2 separate regions of the Mus musculus genome follow, and region 1 is linked to region 2. The links are chromatin loops, found by intact Hi-C in ENCODE. Cell type or tissue: gastrocnemius. All regions are shown on one strand. Links, peaks and the distances in the headings refer to the core of each region. The heading gives the core; the rest is flanking DNA. Region 1 overlaps Ylpm1 (YLP motif containing 1). Region 2 holds the start of Ltbp2 (latent transforming growth factor beta binding protein 2).

What was found. Hi-C counts contacts between places; a loop is a spot of excess contacts. Peaks named below come from ENCODE experiments on the same cell type or tissue, not always from the same donor. Only the 100,000 strongest peaks of a DNase experiment are listed, where the experiment ranks them.
Region 1: it touches region 2 in a loop (2.1-fold over the local background); 10 of 42 quality-filtered maps call a loop at or near these places.

The regions. Positions count from the first base shown.
Region 1 is chr12:85,019,915-85,022,827 of GRCm38, forward strand. The region is part of intron 4 of Ylpm1 (YLP motif containing 1); the gene reads left to right. Among named protein-coding and RNA genes, the nearest start is that of Ylpm1, 25 kb to the left of the region's middle. In gastrocnemius, for the core only: no CTCF peak of the experiment used is centred there; a DNase peak (open chromatin) is centred at 1,310.
Region 2 is chr12:84,875,551-84,878,457 of GRCm38, forward strand. It overlaps Ltbp2 (latent transforming growth factor beta binding protein 2), which reads right to left and starts at 941. Exons shown (of 36, transcript NM_001370743.1): 1 at 206-941. The coding sequence starts at 681. It overlaps D030025P21Rik (RIKEN cDNA D030025P21 gene), which reads left to right and starts at 252. Exons shown (of 1, transcript NR_028577.1): 1 at 252-2,907. In gastrocnemius, for the core only: a CTCF peak has its summit at 1,379; DNase peaks (open chromatin) are centred at 441, 750, 1,072 and 1,385; H3K4me3 peaks cover 1,451 bases.

The DNA.
Region 1 (2,913 bases), core at 312-2,811, 140 kb after region 2:
ATTAAATTTGTGGGCCCCTCATACGGCTCTTAAGAAACAAGTTAATGACTGTTACTCAGAAACATCTTTTTTCTCCTATATAACTGAGTTAAAAGCAAAATCAACACGAGGCTGATTAGTCAAGAGATTAAGTTAGAACAATCTATACTCTTAAGGAAACCGAACTTCTTTTATGTTTTTTCAAGTTCTGTTATGAATGCATAAGGGATATCTGTAAGCCACACTGGAAAAAAAATGTCCTAAAACAAAACTGATAGAAAGACAAGAACTGAGAATGGAGTTAAACTGATTGACTAAAACCACAGTAGTAGAATATTTATCTGTTCTGTTAAATGCATTAAGGAATTGCAGAAGTTCAGATTGAGGCAGCTTTCTAGACTCTGAAGGTTTCTCAAAGTCAAGTGACAAAAGCATATCACAGTATATGTTGTTGAACACGGTGTGTGTGTGTGTGTGTTTTCTCTTCATTGGTTCTTGTGGACGAAGTATCCTTGTGTTTGTCTGCTCTCACATAAGTGAATTTGAATTCCCCAGAACTTGTATTTTTCAGTAATGAAACTTTGTCTTGATAATAAATGTAGAAAAGTACCAGGTTGTTACACACAGCATTATGAATTTTCACAAAGACACAACTCATATCATCACTACTCAGATCAAGAAATAAAAATTACTAGTGTTTAAATAGTCTTCCTCAGTGGGCTAAAGAGATAGCTCAGGAGTTAAGAGCTTTTGTTGATCTTGCAGAGGACCTGGGTTCAATTCCCAAAACTCATGGTGGTTCACAACCATCCTTAACTCCAGTTCCAGGTGATCCAATGCCCACTCCTGACTTCTGTGAGCACAAAGCGTATTGGTATACAAATATGCATGCAGGCAAAACAAACATAAAAAAGTCCTCCTCATCCCCCTTCTTAGTCATTTCTCCTCAACCCAAAGATTACCACTATACTAACTTTTATACCATGGGCTGCCTATTTTTTGAGCAATAGGATCATATTTTACATACTTCTTTGATATGGTATATTTTGCTTAATATTATAATGTGAGATTATGTCATGCATAACATTCTTATTGCTGGGGAGTAGTCCATTAATATGATTTTATTATAACCTGTTCTAATATTAATTATCAGTTATGATTAAAAATGTTGAAATGTCAAGTGTATCTGTATATCTGTTTGTTTTATGTACATGAATATGCACTTGTTGCAGCCCGATGTAGAGGTCAGAGAACAACTTGTAGGAGTTGGTTCTCTCTCTCCTTCTACCGTAGGGATCCCAGGATGGCACCTAGGCCATGAGGCTTGGCAGCAGGTGCCTTTACCAACTGAGCCATCTCATTGGCCTGCAGTATGTCTTTTGGTGCCGACTATATCTTGACTGTGCCTGAGTGTACGCATGTGCTTTTGTTCAGATATTTTGTATGTGTAGTTGTAGCCACGCTCTGTGTACATTCTGAGTTTGTCATTTTCATATGACTGTTGCTATCAGATTCATCCTGTGCTTTGCAAGTGTTGCAGTAGTTTGTTCTTTCTTGTTCCCATACAGTTTGCCATTGTGTGGACATACCACAATTTAAAAGGATTGCAATTGTTTGGACATAGGATCTGGTCTGTATGTGCTCTGTGCTGGTACATATTGTTAAATGGTTTTTCAGAAAGGTGCTTTTACTTTATTCAACAGTATTATTTCAGAGTTTTTGTTTTGTTTATTATTTTTTAACTTCCATGACAACTCTTAGTATTGTTAAACTTACAAAATGTTAGCTGCCTGGGAGGATGGTTAATGTTATAGTGATAAAAGTTGGAATTTTGTATTTTTTGATAATAGTAAAGTTACACTGCTTTCCATTCGGTTATCGCTGGGTTAAGTTTCCTCTTGTATGAAACACTAATTCAAGGTTGTTTTTTTTTTTTTTAATTAGACTATTTTTCTATTTCTTACTGATATATAGAAATTCTTTATATATTCTGGGAACCAGTTCTTAATTATATGTATTACAGGTTTCTCAGTCTGTAGCGCTTACTTACTTTAACCCCGGGTATAGAAGAAAAGGTGTCATTGTTGACTGTATGGGTTCAGGGGACCACTTTTAGTTTAAATTTTACAAAAGAATTTAAAAGGATTGTGAAAAACAATTTTGAAGTTTTAATAAGTGTTTTTAAGAGTAAATTTGCTTTGTATCAAATAGTTTGACATATAAAATCATAAAAGATAATTGTCATTGTATCCTTTTAGAGAGTCAAGATGGTCCAAATTCTTTCCACACAATATGCATTAAAAGTCTTTCCTGTTTAATGACTAAGAGGTGGCAGTACTGCATGCCTTCCATTGATCAGAATGTATTGCTATTTAAAGGAAGGGGGTTGGGCTGGAGAAATGACTCAGCAGTAAGAGTAATGGCTACTCTTCCAGAGGACCTGGGTTCAATTCCAGCACCCGCATGGCAGCTCACAGCTGATCCAGAGATTAAGCATTCTCTTTGACATGCATGAAAACAAAATACCCATACATAATAAGTAGAATTTATTGTTTGCTTATTGATTCTTGAGCTTGAGAATGTTCATCTAGAATATAATCACCTGAAGATTCATGGTTGGCAGGTTCACATACATGATGAATTGGATATGACTTTTAGAGCCTGGAATTCTAGCCTCTCTGCACATATCTTTTGATTCTAATAATTTTTAAATTTTTTAAAAATAATTTTAAAAATTAAATAATTTTTAAATTTTTAAATAATTAAAAAATAATAATTTTGTGTATTGTGGTGTTTTGATAACATGTATGTCTGGGTCCCATGTGCGTGCCTGGTGTTGATAGAGGCCAGAAGAGGGTATTAGACTCTCTGTAACTTGGGTTACAGATGGTTGTGAACCACATAGGTGCTGGCAATCTAAGGCAGGTCTTCTGG
Region 2 (2,907 bases), core at 1-2,500:
GGAACAGATAGTAGATTTATTTTCCCCAAAATAACTTTTTGAAAGCTGGTCCGAGCCCCGGTTTCGGAACCTCGGAGCGGTTTCTCTAGTAGTTACTGAGGACAAAGGGACAGGACCCGCACTCCACTGAAGGCGTAACTGTCCGGGATACCCGCATCCCTTTGCTCCACCCCGCCCCCAGCCCTATCCCCTCTTCAGTGCTCACCCGGTGAGCCGCCCTCGCCGTGCAGCCGCGGGTCGCTGAGGGGTTTCCAGGCGCGCGACAGAAGGTGCAGCCCTGGCTGCTATCTGCTGCTGGCCCCGGGGATGGCTTCTCCGAGTCTGGACAGGTGGCTGGACTCGACGCAGCTGCTGGGTTCGGGGTGGCCTCCTGGCCTCGGCCTCTGCGAGCCTCCCAGGGTTCCCCTGGGCCGGCTGGTTCCACTCAGAGGGCGACAAGCCGGGGACCGGCGCGTCAGGCTCTCGGAACAGACTGTACACCTTGGCTGCAGCCGCTGCGGGGTGGCTGCCCACGGGGTGCCACAACCGATTCGCATCCCTGCTAGCTGGTTCGTATCTCCCTATGGAATCCCGTTGGGCATGACTTGTCCCCATCAAGACAGCCAGGACAAGTGGCAGGAAGCCCCTCCAACGCACCCGTCGGATGCATCCGGAGCAGCGAGCGGTGGTCGGCGCTCTCATGGCGCCAGAGTGGCTGCAGAGCTGTGGGCACCGGAGACCTCGCGGGGAGGTGCTTTCCATCGTTCGCTCCACAGACCCGCCTGGCGACTTGCCCCTTCCCGTCTAGGGGACCTCTGAAACAGCCGTTTGGGGGTCCAGGGGTTCCTAGGTAAGGGCTGTATGGCGTGAGCTGCCCGGGCTGCGCACCGAGCCCGAGCCTGCCGCACCTTCGCTCCCGCACTGCCGCCGTCTGAAGGGGAACCGAAGGGTTTTATTTTTGGAAACCGCCCCCTGCTTTTTCGCCTCTTTTATCCACGCCATGCCCCCCTCCTTGGAGGGACAGCTCGGCCCCCTTATTACGGGAGACAAGAATTCCAGCAACACCCTCTTTGGCACCGAGAAGCGAGCGGGCGGCGAGGGGATTAACCCGTGAGGAGCTGCGGGCGACAGGGCAGACCCGGGGACTGGAAAGACAGATGGCGTCTGCCTGGACCAGCGCACCTGAGCTGCCTTTTTCCTGTCCTGGGCAAACTCAAGTTGTCCACCTGTCCTGGATGTATTTTCTGTTCCTGACCTCACGGACCCAGATGAACTGCTTCTCGGGCCTGAAGGAAGCTGGGGAAGGTACCCAGACCGGAGTAATGGGGACCGAGCCCGAGGCATGCGCGCCTGGTCTCGTTGCTTCCACCTCTGACCGCTGGGGGCGCTAGGCGAGAATGCAGGTGTCCCTGGGGCAGCTCCCAAGAGCCGGTTGCCTATGGGGAAGGGCAACTTGGGGCGCGCGCCCCCTGGTGGAGCTGGTCACACCCTTGGCCACCGTGTTTTGTAGCGACACACTCTGCCAACCTGCTTAGAGCCTAGATCTTAATCTGCTTCCTGTGGCGCCAAGCCTTGACCTGGGCCTATGGTGATGGTGGATGCCCGCTGGAAGAGTTGTTCTCTTTTTACAAAGGTAGGCATGGAGCCTCTTGAATAAGGTGACTAAAGGAGAGTATTGCTAAAGATGGAAATAAAACCCAGGCTAGTGGCCTCTGGCCCACAGTCCACTCTTTGAACTCCTACCACCGCCCCTCATTCCTTGGAGAATTTCCCCAAGGGGCTGCATGAGCCTTTGAGCCCTGCTGGGCCGGGTTCTCACACCTTCTTGTATTGAAGGGGACAGGGATGTCCGTTGCCTCCCACCTAAATTAACCTTCTTCCCTGTGTCCCATGCCCCAAAGCCTAAAAGGCTAGGCATATATGGTTTTCCTGAAAGTGTTTTCACAGCCTACTGGCTCCTAAGCAGACAGGATAAAAGAGCCTGTAAAGGCACCAATTACAACTTCCCATACCAGCCCCTCCCTTCCCAGAATCCTAAGTAATACCTAACTGGATTAGAAAGTCTCAATATTTGACACTGGCCTACGGAGTCCTCCCTGCCCGGCTGGTTTTCTGACCGATCTGAACTTACTCCTGCTCGGTATTCATTACACAGTACCCTCACAGTCTCTGCTTGGCAAATGTTTGATGCATTGTGACGGCTCATCTCTCTACCTAGAGTATTCATCTCCAAGAGGTCTTCAGGACTACCTCTTCATTTCACCTCACAGAGCAAACATCGGCCCCTACAGTGGCCATGTGTGTTCTTCCGCTTCCCATTCCTGTGAGGAAATACCCAAGCTTGCCCACTTACAAGGGGAAATCATTTCCTGGGGCTTTGTTGTTGTCTTGGGTTGGTTTGGTTTTTGTTGTTATTCTTTGGTTTTGGTTTTTCTCAAGACAGAGTTTCTCTGTTTAGCTCTGGCTGTCTCCTTTGTAAGACAGGATGGCCTTCAGCTCAGAGATTTGTCTGTCCCCTGAGTACTGGGATTAAAGGCATACGGTGCCACCTCCCAGTTCTTCCCTCCTCTTTTAAAACATATTTTAAAAAATTATTTTCAGCTATGTGTAGGTGTGTGTATATGTCTACATATGGGTGTGTGCACACGAGTGCAGGGTCCTTTGGAAGCCAGTTACACAGGATCTCCTGGAGCCGGACTTACAGGTGATTGTGAGCCACCCAAGGTGGCTGGGAACTAGGGACCTCTAGGGACAGCAAGTGCTCTTCACCACCAGCTCTCTTTAGCTCCATTCTTCTTTACTTAATACATGTCAGACAGGGTCCTTGGCTTGCCAATTTCTACCAGATACAAGAACTAAGTAACTAAGTAGCCTTTGTAACTAAGATCAACTTTAGAAGCTAAAGAGTTGAAAGCTATTCAATTCCAT